Linked DNA regions of Homo sapiens: region 2 is linked to region 1. Evidence: read pairs that join two places in POLR2A ChIA-PET (ENCODE). Cell type or tissue: A673. All regions are shown on one strand. Each heading gives the region's core, and the rest is flanking DNA. Links, peaks and the distances in the headings are about the cores only.

Region 1 (5,382 bases), core at 253-5,252:
GCTAATCTTTCAAACATTGGGATTAAAAAGCTGAGAAGCAAGTAGGAGAAGAGGCTTTCTTGTTGGTTGCTTCAGAGTTGCCCCTTGGCTGCCTGTATCTCATCTGGAATTTATTTCTTTTACGGGTCTAGGGTTGCAGTTATGAAGTATTGATGTGCTTCTGGCAGGGTTATCACTTGGAAAAAGGTTTTAGGTTTTGATCCACATCTTTTTGTTCTCATTTGATTTGCATGTATAGAGTAGATGTTTTGTTTGGATTTAGTTGTCCTGTTCTTATTTTTTCTTTTCATATTCTACCTTGTTGTTGGGTTTTTAAGAGTTTTTAAGAACTCAGATTTGGTCCTTGAGTTGTTCTCTGGAATTGTGGCTGCCCTGACTTGTGTGGGGTGCCATTTTTCCATATTGGAAGCATTTTGTTTGGCCTTTGCACTCAGTAATTCTAGTTGTGATATGCCTCTCCCCCTCCTTTTTTGATAGTTATTTTTCTTTTCTTGCATGCTAATATCTTCTCCTATTCTTTTATTTTAGATTTTGATGTATTCATTTCTCTTTTGTGTATCCTCTAGTCCTAGACTAGAAAGCATGCTTTCTGAGCTAATGGTTGAACGCATATTTTATGATTGCCTTGTATTGCTGTGTTGAACTCCTGGTTACCTAAATGTTATTTCCAGATGTTAATTTTTGGACAGTCCAGTTTCACAGATGCTCTTTGCTAGTGAGATGGAGACTTTCCCAGCATCTCTAGTTCTTCTCTGCCCACTTAATTTTGCCAAAACTTTTAATTTACAAACCTCAGGCCAATAATTTTTTTTTTTGTCGTTGGTCCTGTTATTTTTTCCTTCTACCGACCTCATTGGTAATTGCTCTAGGAAGAGGAATACATATAGCACAGATCTGTATGTTATGGAACCGTGTTGGAACAGTTCCTTTTGGTACCTGTTCTGAGGACCTCATTCTAGTCTGTTAATCCTGTGATCATTGGCGTTAATGTTGGGTTATTCCTCAGCAAAGTAATTGGTGTAGGAAGCTGTATTTGAGACTCATTGCTTCATAGGACCAGTTGCTAATTTTTTTTTTTTTTTGAGATGGAGTCTCGCCCTGTCCTCCAGGCTGGAGTGCAGTGACACGATTTCGGCTCACTGCAACCTCTGCCTCCTGGGTTCAAGCAATTCTCCTGCCTCAGCCTCCCAAGTAGCTGGGACTATAGGTGCACGCCGCCATGCCTGGCTAATTTTTGTATTTTAGTAGAGATGGGGTTTCACCATGTTGCCCCGGCTGGTCGCGAACTCCTGAGCTCAGACGATCTGCCCGCCTCGGCCTCCCAAAGTGCTGGGATTACAGGCGTGAGCCACCATGCCCAGGCCTGTTGCTAATATTAACTCCAAAAAAAACTAGTGATACAGATGAGTGTTTCCCTACAATCACAAGGATTCATTTCCTCTTCAGTTAGGAAAAAGAAGTAGAAATGTTATCTAAGAGGTCACCTTCAGGCTGTCTGTAAATGAGAGTAAAATTGATTAATTTTAATGTTGTTTTCTTAGAATGGTAAGCTAACTATATCAAAAGTTGACCGTCAGAGCCTGCTGTGTGTGCGCGCACACACTTCATTTCCACTGTGCAGCCTTTCTATTGATATTAGTGTATGAAGAACAGGAAATTATTCTATCAAACCATATTATTTATAATTATTTTTTCCTAACATTTTGGGAAGCAAGACCCAAGCATTTTCTTGGTTATAAAATGCAAAGTATGGCTCTAGGTTGTGTTTCATACCTGTCACCAATTGCATGCAGGTTAAACACTTTGTGAGAACAAAGCCTGTATCTGCACTAATACAGATTAGTAATACAATTGATTGGACCAATTAAAAACCAGCTGAGTATGTTCCTACCTCATGTCTTTCATGATACAGAAAAAGCATATGTGATAATACATGAAACTATTTTTTTTTATGTTGCGTCACAAAATTTCGAGCCTCTTGCATCCATTATAGGACCACTCCAGAGGCTTAACAACCATTGTGCTCCCTCTTTCTCCTGAATTTTTTTCCCTATCTGGTATAAATTTTTGTGTAATGTATATTCTCTTATAAAATAGTTGAAATATTTCTCTAGCACCCTTCTGTTTACTAGATTGACTGTTTTTTCCCTCTGTAGTTAAAAAAAAATGTGTTAAAAGCCTTGTTCTGTCCTCATCCATCTCCTAACTCCCATTTTATTCAGTGTGTTTGAGATCATTAAAGTAAATAATTTTTGTGAATATTTTATTGGCTAATAACACATACAGATAACTAATAACGTACCTTTTTTGCAAACTGCTTATACCCAAGTAACAAGCACTCAGATCAGAACACAGAAGTCACTCTGAGCTTTCTTTCTTTCTTTTTTTTTTTTTTTTTTGAGACAGAGTCTCATTCTGTCACCCAGGCTGGAGTGCAGTGGCACGATCTCGGCTCACTGCAACCTCCGCCTCCTGGGTTCAAGCGATTCTCCTGCCTTAGCCTCCTGAGTAGCTGGGACTACAGGCGCATGCCACCGTGCCTGGCTCATTTTTGTATTTTTAGTAGAGACGGGGTTTCACCGTGTTACCCAGGCTGGTCTTGATCTCCTGACCCCATGATCCGCCTACCTCGGCCTCCCAAGGTGCTGGGATTACAGGCGTGAGCCACCGCGCCCAGCCACTCTGCACTACTTTCTAATTACAACCTCCCCCTTTTCTTTTCCCCGTAACTACTATCTTGACTTATTTTTTTGTTTTTATTTTTTGAGACCGAGGCTCAGCCACCCAGGCTGGAGTGCAGTAGCATGATCTCTGTTCACTGCAGCCTCGACCGCCAAGGCTCAAGCCATCCTCCCACCTCAGCCTTCCGAGTAGCTGGGACTATGGGTGCCCACTACCCCACCCAGCTACTGTGTGTGTGTGTGTGTGTGTGTGTGTGTGTGTGTGTGTGTTTGACAGAGATGGGGTTTCACCATGGTGCCCAGGCTGGTGTCGAACTTGTGAGCTCAAGTGATCCTCCCGTCTGTGTGTGTGTGTGCGACAGAGATGGGGTTTCACCATGGTGCCCAGGCTGGTGTCGAACTTGTGAGCTCAAGTGATCCTCCCGTCTCACCCTCCCAGAGTGCTGGGATTACAGTCATGATCCACTGTGCCAGCCTATTCTGACTTTTATTGATAGTTTTGCCTGTTTTTGAACAAATCTTAAAGTCACTGTTGAGCTTGGAGGGCATCTTAAAATTTTCCTTAACATTCCTGACAGATGCCTCAGCAATTACTTGAGTACTTAAAAGGCAATTCATTCCATTTCTTAGTGGCTTTGTTCTATAGCAATGATTATCTGAAACTTGCCTTCTAGAAACTGATTCATGGTTCTAAGCATGCTCTCAGTGGTTTGCCTCGAGCATGAAATAGTACCTTTCATGGTGGCTTCCACCTCACAGTGATTCTCCCTTTGGGAATTCCATGTACAACTATTAATAATTAGAGTTAGGAAAGCTTTTGACCGAAGATAGTATCATCACATTCTCCAGATAATCTAAAATTTTGAAGTAGGAGAAATAGAGAGGGTTAGGGGTTGTTCCATCATCTTAGGCTCTTTGAGGTGCCCAGTGTCCTACTAATAAATTCTCTTCATTGTTTAAAGTAGCCTAAGCTGGTTTTTGGTAACTGGAACCATTTGTAACATAACTTCAGAAGTGATCTATTTTTAGATAGTTGAAGTGCCCTGTCTCCTATTCTCTCTCCTTCAGCCATTCCTCAGTAGGAAATAAGGTCTCTAAACCTCTCACTCTCCTAGTTCTTTTCCTATGCCAGACACTTTCTAAACTCTTCTTTGCCGCTTATTGAATGGCCCTGGGAACCAGGCAGTGCTTCTTTCAGTCAAACATGATGTAGTAACTTCAGGTATAGCCTGAAGAAGGCATTGTTATTCAGTGGAAAATAAACCCTCGAGTGGAGACCTGATTTTACTCCAGTTCTATGCTTAACTTGTTTAAGAGCCTGGATGGTTGTCTTTTGGCCTAGGTTTTTTCTTCTGTATAATAAACAGATTAGATCAGATTTTTTAAAAAGCCACTGCTTGACGTTACATTGTATGATTACTTAGTGAGCAATACAGATAAACAATTGGGACTATATACTTCTTTTACTTCGGAGATATTTTTAGAAATTCTGCCAAAGATTACATTGACTCTCTTTGCCACTCGTTGCCTGAATTCTTACCAGGTTTCTAGCCAGCTTTACTTCAATTAGTGCTTATACAGGTGAGCTTTTGAATTGTCAAGTAACTTTATACTTCTAAATTGTTAGTTTGGGTCTATTTTTGTACTCTGATGATTCTTGTTGTGTTTTGCTGCACCCGATTTAATACACACATCTGTAAAGCAACAACATGATATGGAAAGCATTGGACCCAAAATCAGACCTGTCTTCCTTGGCCTATCACTTTCAAGCATTGTGACTCTGAGCAAATCATGTAACCTGTTTAAGCCTCAGTTTCCCTCTCTGTAGAGTGAGGATAGTAAATTCCATGCTTACCTCATAGGTCTGTCAGAATTGTCCAATGAGATAATATATGTGAAACTGCTTAGTAAAGGTAGTGTTCCGTTGGCCTTCAGTCATCAAAACCATTTCTATAAATGTTGAATGGACTCCTTTGGCTGACATTTTTCCATGACTACATGGTCACTTAATATGAATTTATATAATGGGTTGAACAGATGTGAATTAGACATTGGGCTTTATGTCCCTTATTTTAATGTCCCTATTTATTTCTCTAGCTAATCTTTGAAAAGGTAGTAGCCTCTGGGTTAGTAACTACATAGCCCATCTCTGGACAGATGACGGGCTTCTGGTACTGTAGCAAATTTGCGTTCTGCCCTCTGCTCTGGCCCTGAGAGATCTGTTCTTAGGAATTTTTCTTAGTAAGGGAGAAGTTATCAGATTAAGCCTTTGTAGGAGTAGGGCATGTTTGCAGGAGTTTAAGGGTCCTTGGGGCAGTTTTGCAACTGAATCGTGTCCATTGTTACCCTAATGTTCTTTTGAATCTGGTGGTGTAGGTAGCATTAAACCAAAGCTGAAATTCTCAAGTGGCCCAGCATTATTTGTTGCTTACAGATTGTCAAACAGCTGCTCAGGAGCCACTGTGGTAGTTTAGTGACTAGACTCATGCCACTTGTTACTTCTCACATAAGCTACCTGAGGGCTGGTCAGGAAGTTTAGATGAGAGGACATAGCATTGATCACATGAGTTGCCTGCCTTCCTCTCATTTGAGTCAGAACTTAGTGTTTTGGCCTGGAGGTTCACAATTCTATCATTTGACTGGACTGTGGAATTCAAACTGTCAGTGTTTCTGAAACAATTTTATTTCAGTGAACTCTTGG
Region 2 (5,382 bases), core at 273-5,272, 380 kb before region 1:
CCAGGGAGGCAGAGGTTGCAGTGAGCCAAGATCGCACCACCGCACTCCAACCTGGGCAACAGAGTGAGACTCCTTGTCCAAAAAAAAAGCCAATGAGCATCAACACATTGTACCAGACAACTCTCATTTCTAACATGCTTGTACCCTCAATTCCACAACCCGGCATGGAACAGGAATGCACATTTTTAACAACCTTTAAGACAGAGGTTAATGATAGCATTCGTTTAAATATGGATAAAAGACAGTTTTGTTTAGATAAAGTTGGGTAAGTATGTAGAAGATATCCAGAAGGATGTCTTAGGATAGACTGAGCTGATAGTTCCAGCCAAGACACAAATTCTGTGACGTCAGATAAATTCTTTTCATTTTCAGGTCCCCACTTTTCTCATCCATAGAAGGAGCTAGTGGATCAGATAACCTCACTAAAAAGCTGCAATACTTCTTCATCCTACCTTGCAAAGCTCTCCTGTTTCCTTTCTTTGAACCCAGCTACCAAGTCTTGATGTCTGTGAACCCTTCTGTCCTATGCCACTTTCTTATTTTATTCATATACAGGGGCAAGAGAGCCTTGGGGTGCTTTCCCCTATACTAAGAAATTAAATATGGCTGGGCATGGTGGCTCATGCCTGTAATCCCAGCACTTTGGGAGGCCAAGGCAGGCGGATCACAAGGTCAGGAGTTCAAAACCAGCCTGGCCAATATGGTGAAACCACGTCTCTACTAAAAATACAAAAATCAGCCGGGTGTGGTGGCGGGCGCCTGTAGTCCCAGCTACTCGGGAGACTGAGGCAGGAGAATCGCCTGAACCCAGGAGGCAGAGGTTGCAGTGAGCCAAGATCCTGCCACTGCACTCCAGCCTGGGCAACAGAGTGAGACTCAGTCTCAAAGGAAAAAAAAAAAAAGAAATTAAATATATAGCCTTTATGATTATAATTTGGTGCTCAAATCTTTTTCTCAGTAATCAATATATTCTGGATGGTAAAAAGCAGCTAGAAGTCTGCCTTTCAAAAAAATAATTGAGTACTACTAGGATTTCATGTGTTACTCATTGAACCACTATTTATCAAACACACACTGAGAATATGGCATTACCCTAGTTTTGTAGGGAGCAAAAAGAAGCAAAGAATAACATTTCTGTTATTCTATGAAGAGTTTACACCTCTTCAAGGTAAGATAAGATATATAAAAGATAAATCAGAAATACAAATAAGGTACAGCCAGACAAAATGAAATGAGCTATCCAGCCATGAAAAGGCATAAAGAGACTTCAATGTCTATTACTAAGTGAAAGAAGTTAATCTGAAAATGCTATGATTCCAACCATAGGACATTCTAGAGAAGGTAACACTATGGAGATAGTAAAAGGATCAGGGGTTGAGGGGAGGGAGAGATGAACAGGCAGAGCGCAGAGGATTTTTAAGGCAGTGAAACTGCTCTGTATGATACCACAATGGTGGGCACATGTTATTTGTCATTTGTCAAAACCCACCGAATGTGTTTACCAAGAGAGAACACTAATGTAAATCATGGACTTTCATTGATAATGATGCCTTAATGTAGGTTCATCAATTATAACAAATGTATCACCCTGGTGTGGAATGTCCAGAGTGGGGAAGGCTTGTGCATGTGTGGGGGCAGAAGGTATAAAGGAATTCTTGTACTTTCCACTTAATTTTGCTGTAAACCTAAAACTGCTCTAAAAAATAAAGTCCGTTAAACAAAAAATAAAATCTATTACAAAAAAAAAACAAAACTGGATGACATATGCTTAACTGTATGTATTAGCTCATTTTCACACTGCTGATAAAGACATATCCAAGACTGGGTAATTTACAAAGAAAAAGAGGTTTAACAGACTCACAGTTCCATGTGGCTGGGGAGGCCTCACAATCATGGTGGAAGATGAAAGGCATGTCTTACATGGCAGCAGGCAAGAGAGAGAATGAGAGCCAAGCAATACGGGAAACCCCTTATCAAACCACCAGATCTCATGAGACTCATTCACCACCAGGAGAACAGTATGAGGGAAACCGCCCCCATGATTCAATTATCTTCCACTGGCTCCCTCCCACAACACATGGGAATCATGGTAGCTACAATTCAAGATGACATTTGGGTGGGGACACTGCCAAACCATATCACTCTATAACTAAATGCCACACAAACACATGGCAGCCACAGGGGCACTAGGTGTATTCAGTGGAAGAAAACACCATGGGCCAGAAGCAAAGAGGAAGCCAGAGTGTTAAACAGATGCTGAAACCAGCCAACCGAGGACTATTTGCCTGCTGAGTTTTAACAGCACAAGAGGACAGAACATGAGGTTTTCTAAGGACTATATTCTTACTGAAAGGGTAGAATGGGGCAAAAGAGGAAACTTCTCTGCCTTACCCTAGATTGTGAGTCAGGAGAGATCAAAAAGTTTACTGTGAGAATTGAGGCCAGCCCGCAAGTGAGTTTGGGGTTTCATTTCATGTAACTGGTAGCACGGGAAACCCCAAACCAAGAAGTTAAGTAGTTCCAATTGACAACAAATGTAGATCCTCTCTGGAGGACTTACACACCCTCAGCCTAGGCCTTATGAGATTCCCATCAGTCTCTCTAAATATGGGCTCACAATACAAAATTTAAAAACACACAAGGAAACATGCCTCCAAGAACAAGAATCCAAAGGAAAATTAAACAGCAGCATAAGACAACCCCCAACAGGAATTTCAGATAATAGAATTAATGTACATACATCATAAAGTAAGCATGTTTAAACAAATTCTAAGGAAATAAAAAATAGAATTTTAAATGAAAGAAAAGATACTACCAAAAAGGATCAGGGTACATTTGAAAAACAAACAAATAGATCTAGAAATGGAAAAAATAATCACTTCAATGAAAAATTCAATTGATATATTTTAAGCAGATGAGACAGAGCTGGAGAGAGACTAAAGAAATGGAAGGAAGACCTCTAGAAATTACCCATAATAAAGCAAAAAAAGACAGAAAATATGAAAAAGAGGTTAAGAGTTAGGGAGGACAGGAAGAAACTCAACATGCAGGACAGGCAATATTGGAAGAGAGAAAGACTGCAAATTTACCATAACTGAGAAACTCAGAGCAACCTAACAAAAAAAGGTAAGAAGTTACACACCTAAAGGCCGGGCGTGGTGGCTCACACCTGTAATCCTAGCACTTTGGGAGGCCGAGGCGGGCAGATAGCCTGAGCTCAGGAGTTTGAGACCAGCCTGGGCAACATGGTGAAACCCCGTCTCTACTAAAACTACAAAAAAATTAGCCAGGTGTGGCGGCATGCGCTTGTAGTCCCAGCTACTCGGGAGGCTGAGGCAGGAGAATTGCTTGAATCTGGGAGGCAGAGGCTGCAGTGAGCCCAGATCACACCACTGCACTCCAGCCTGGGCGACAGAGCAAGACTCCATCTCCAAAAGAAAAAAAAAAAAAAAGTTACACACTTAACACTAAATAATTGTATCAGCGACTTTTCTTCAGTCACAAATAACTGCCTATTAAATAAAAATTAAATAGAGGAAAGTAGAAGAAAAAGACTGACTGACTTAGGGAAAAATGAAAACTAAGCAGAGACAGCCTGACATCTTCCTACCTTTAAAACTCTCATGCAGTGAGTCAATACAGTCAGTGAACAGCTGCACAATGCTTGAGGCCACCACAGTATCACTCTCTAGCCAGGGGTAATGCCGCTGTTGGCTGCTTTAAAGAAAAGAAGCACACACTTAGGAATGCAACCGTGATTAAAATACTGTTAAGTCCCAGTGTCTAGGGCTGGCCTAAGTCCTGGAAGCCTGTCCATTATGTAGGCCTGACACACATTTAGAATACTTAAAAGGCTGTAAATAACTGCAGGCGAATTGTAGCTTGTAACACCAGCCATATAATTTTCTTTCATCTCCTTCATACCCTTTATTCCAATGCAATTAGATTTCAAAAATGTGCTATCTAAATAACCCTTAAATTAACATCTTTTTACATCAAATTTAGACCCTTGGACATCTTGGTTACATTTCAAATGCCGTAGAAAAACACCCTAAGTCAGCTTCAACAGTTTTCTCTACTCAAAGCATTAAAAAAAAAAAATCAAATTCACATAACAAAGAGATGGCCAAATATTAACAAATAGAAAATGAGCAAATAAAATTTTTTTTTTTTTGAGAGAGAGAGTCTTTCTCTGCCACCCAGGCTACAGTGTAGTGGCACGATCTTGGCTCACTGCAACCTTCACCTCCAGGGTTCAAGCAACTCTTCTGCATCAGCCTCCCGAGCAACTGGGGTTGCAGGCACCGACCACCACATCCAGCTAATTTTTGTATTTTTAGCAGAGACAGGGTTTCACCATATTGGCCAGGTTTGTCTTGAAGTCCTGACCTCAAGTGATCCACCTGCCTTGGCCTCCCAAAGTACTGGGTTTACAGGCATGAGCCACCACGCCTGGCCCAGAGAAATTCTTTATATGAAAAATTTAATTGGCTGGGCACGGGAGCTCATGCCTGTAATCCCAGCACTTTGGGAGGCAGAAGTGGGCAGACTGCTTGAGGTCAGGAGTTCAAGACCAGCCTGGCCAACATAGCAAAACACTGTCTCTACTAAAAATACAAAAAAAATAAAAATTAAAATTGAAAAATAGCTGGACGTGGTAGCATGCATTTGTAATTCCAGCTACTCAGGGGGCTGAGGCAGGAGAATCGCTTGAACCTGGGAGGCAGAGGTTGCAGTGAGCCAAGATCACGTCACTGCACTCCAGCCTGAGCAACAGAGTGAGACTCTGTCTTAAAAAAAATTTTTTTTTATTTTCTGAATCTGGTCTAGAAAACTCAATATCCAAATAGGTTCCGTTAATTCTTACTGGAAATAAACAAGCAGCCAGCACTATGGTAAGCAGTCTATATGTACACAGTCACTATAAAATCCTGAAGCTTGCAGATTATTCAGATAGCCCTCTAGCAAAAGCAAACATTCAGAACCTTTTATACTTTCCTTAAGTGGCTCGTAAAGCATCATGGGTTAATGCAAAGAGTCTAGAAACAGAAGTCTAAGACCTGAGTTCTAGTCGCAGCTTCAGCACTAACCAACCAGCTATGAGACTTGAGTTTGACATTCATGTTCTCTGAGTCTCAGAATCAAATTCAAGTTTTTGAAAACAACTCCTATAATGTGATGTTTACCACTGTCGTAATTTTTATAAAACCCTGACAAGTTCAACTAGCTTCTGCTTGTATACTTTCAGGGAAAAAAAAGACTCAGAAGGCAACTCACTGAATTTGGACAGCTCTATACCTCTAAGTATTTCAAATGCTTGTGAAATAATGCTTTAATTGAAGAGTCCTAGATTTAAAGGTAATTCCCACCCAATAATTTTAT

The links. ChIA-PET counts read pairs that join two places held together with the same protein. Peaks named below come from ENCODE experiments on the same cell type or tissue, not always from the same donor. Only the 100,000 strongest peaks of a DNase experiment are listed, where the experiment ranks them.
Region 2: POLR2A ChIA-PET joins it to region 1 with 5 read pairs; 2 of 35 experiments call an interaction of 5 or more read pairs at or near these places.

Annotation. Positions count from the first base shown.
Region 1 is chr18:46,256,863-46,262,244 of GRCh38, forward strand. All of the region lies in intron 4 of ARK2N (arkadia (RNF111) N-terminal like PKA signaling regulator 2N), which reads left to right. Among named protein-coding and RNA genes, the nearest start is that of ARK2C, 74 kb to the right of the region's middle. RefSeq lists enhancers at 2,198-2,762, 2,763-3,326, 4,702-5,203. In A673, for the core only: no CTCF peak of the experiment used is centred there; no DNase peak of the experiment used is centred there; H3K27ac peaks cover 1,060 bases.
Region 2 is chr18:45,872,626-45,878,007 of GRCh38, forward strand. EPG5 (ectopic P-granules 5 autophagy tethering factor) reads right to left here. Exons shown (of 44, transcript NM_020964.3): 35 at 3,611-3,717. Among named protein-coding and RNA genes, the nearest start is that of SIGLEC15, 50 kb to the left of the region's middle. In A673, for the core only: no CTCF peak of the experiment used is centred there; no DNase peak of the experiment used is centred there.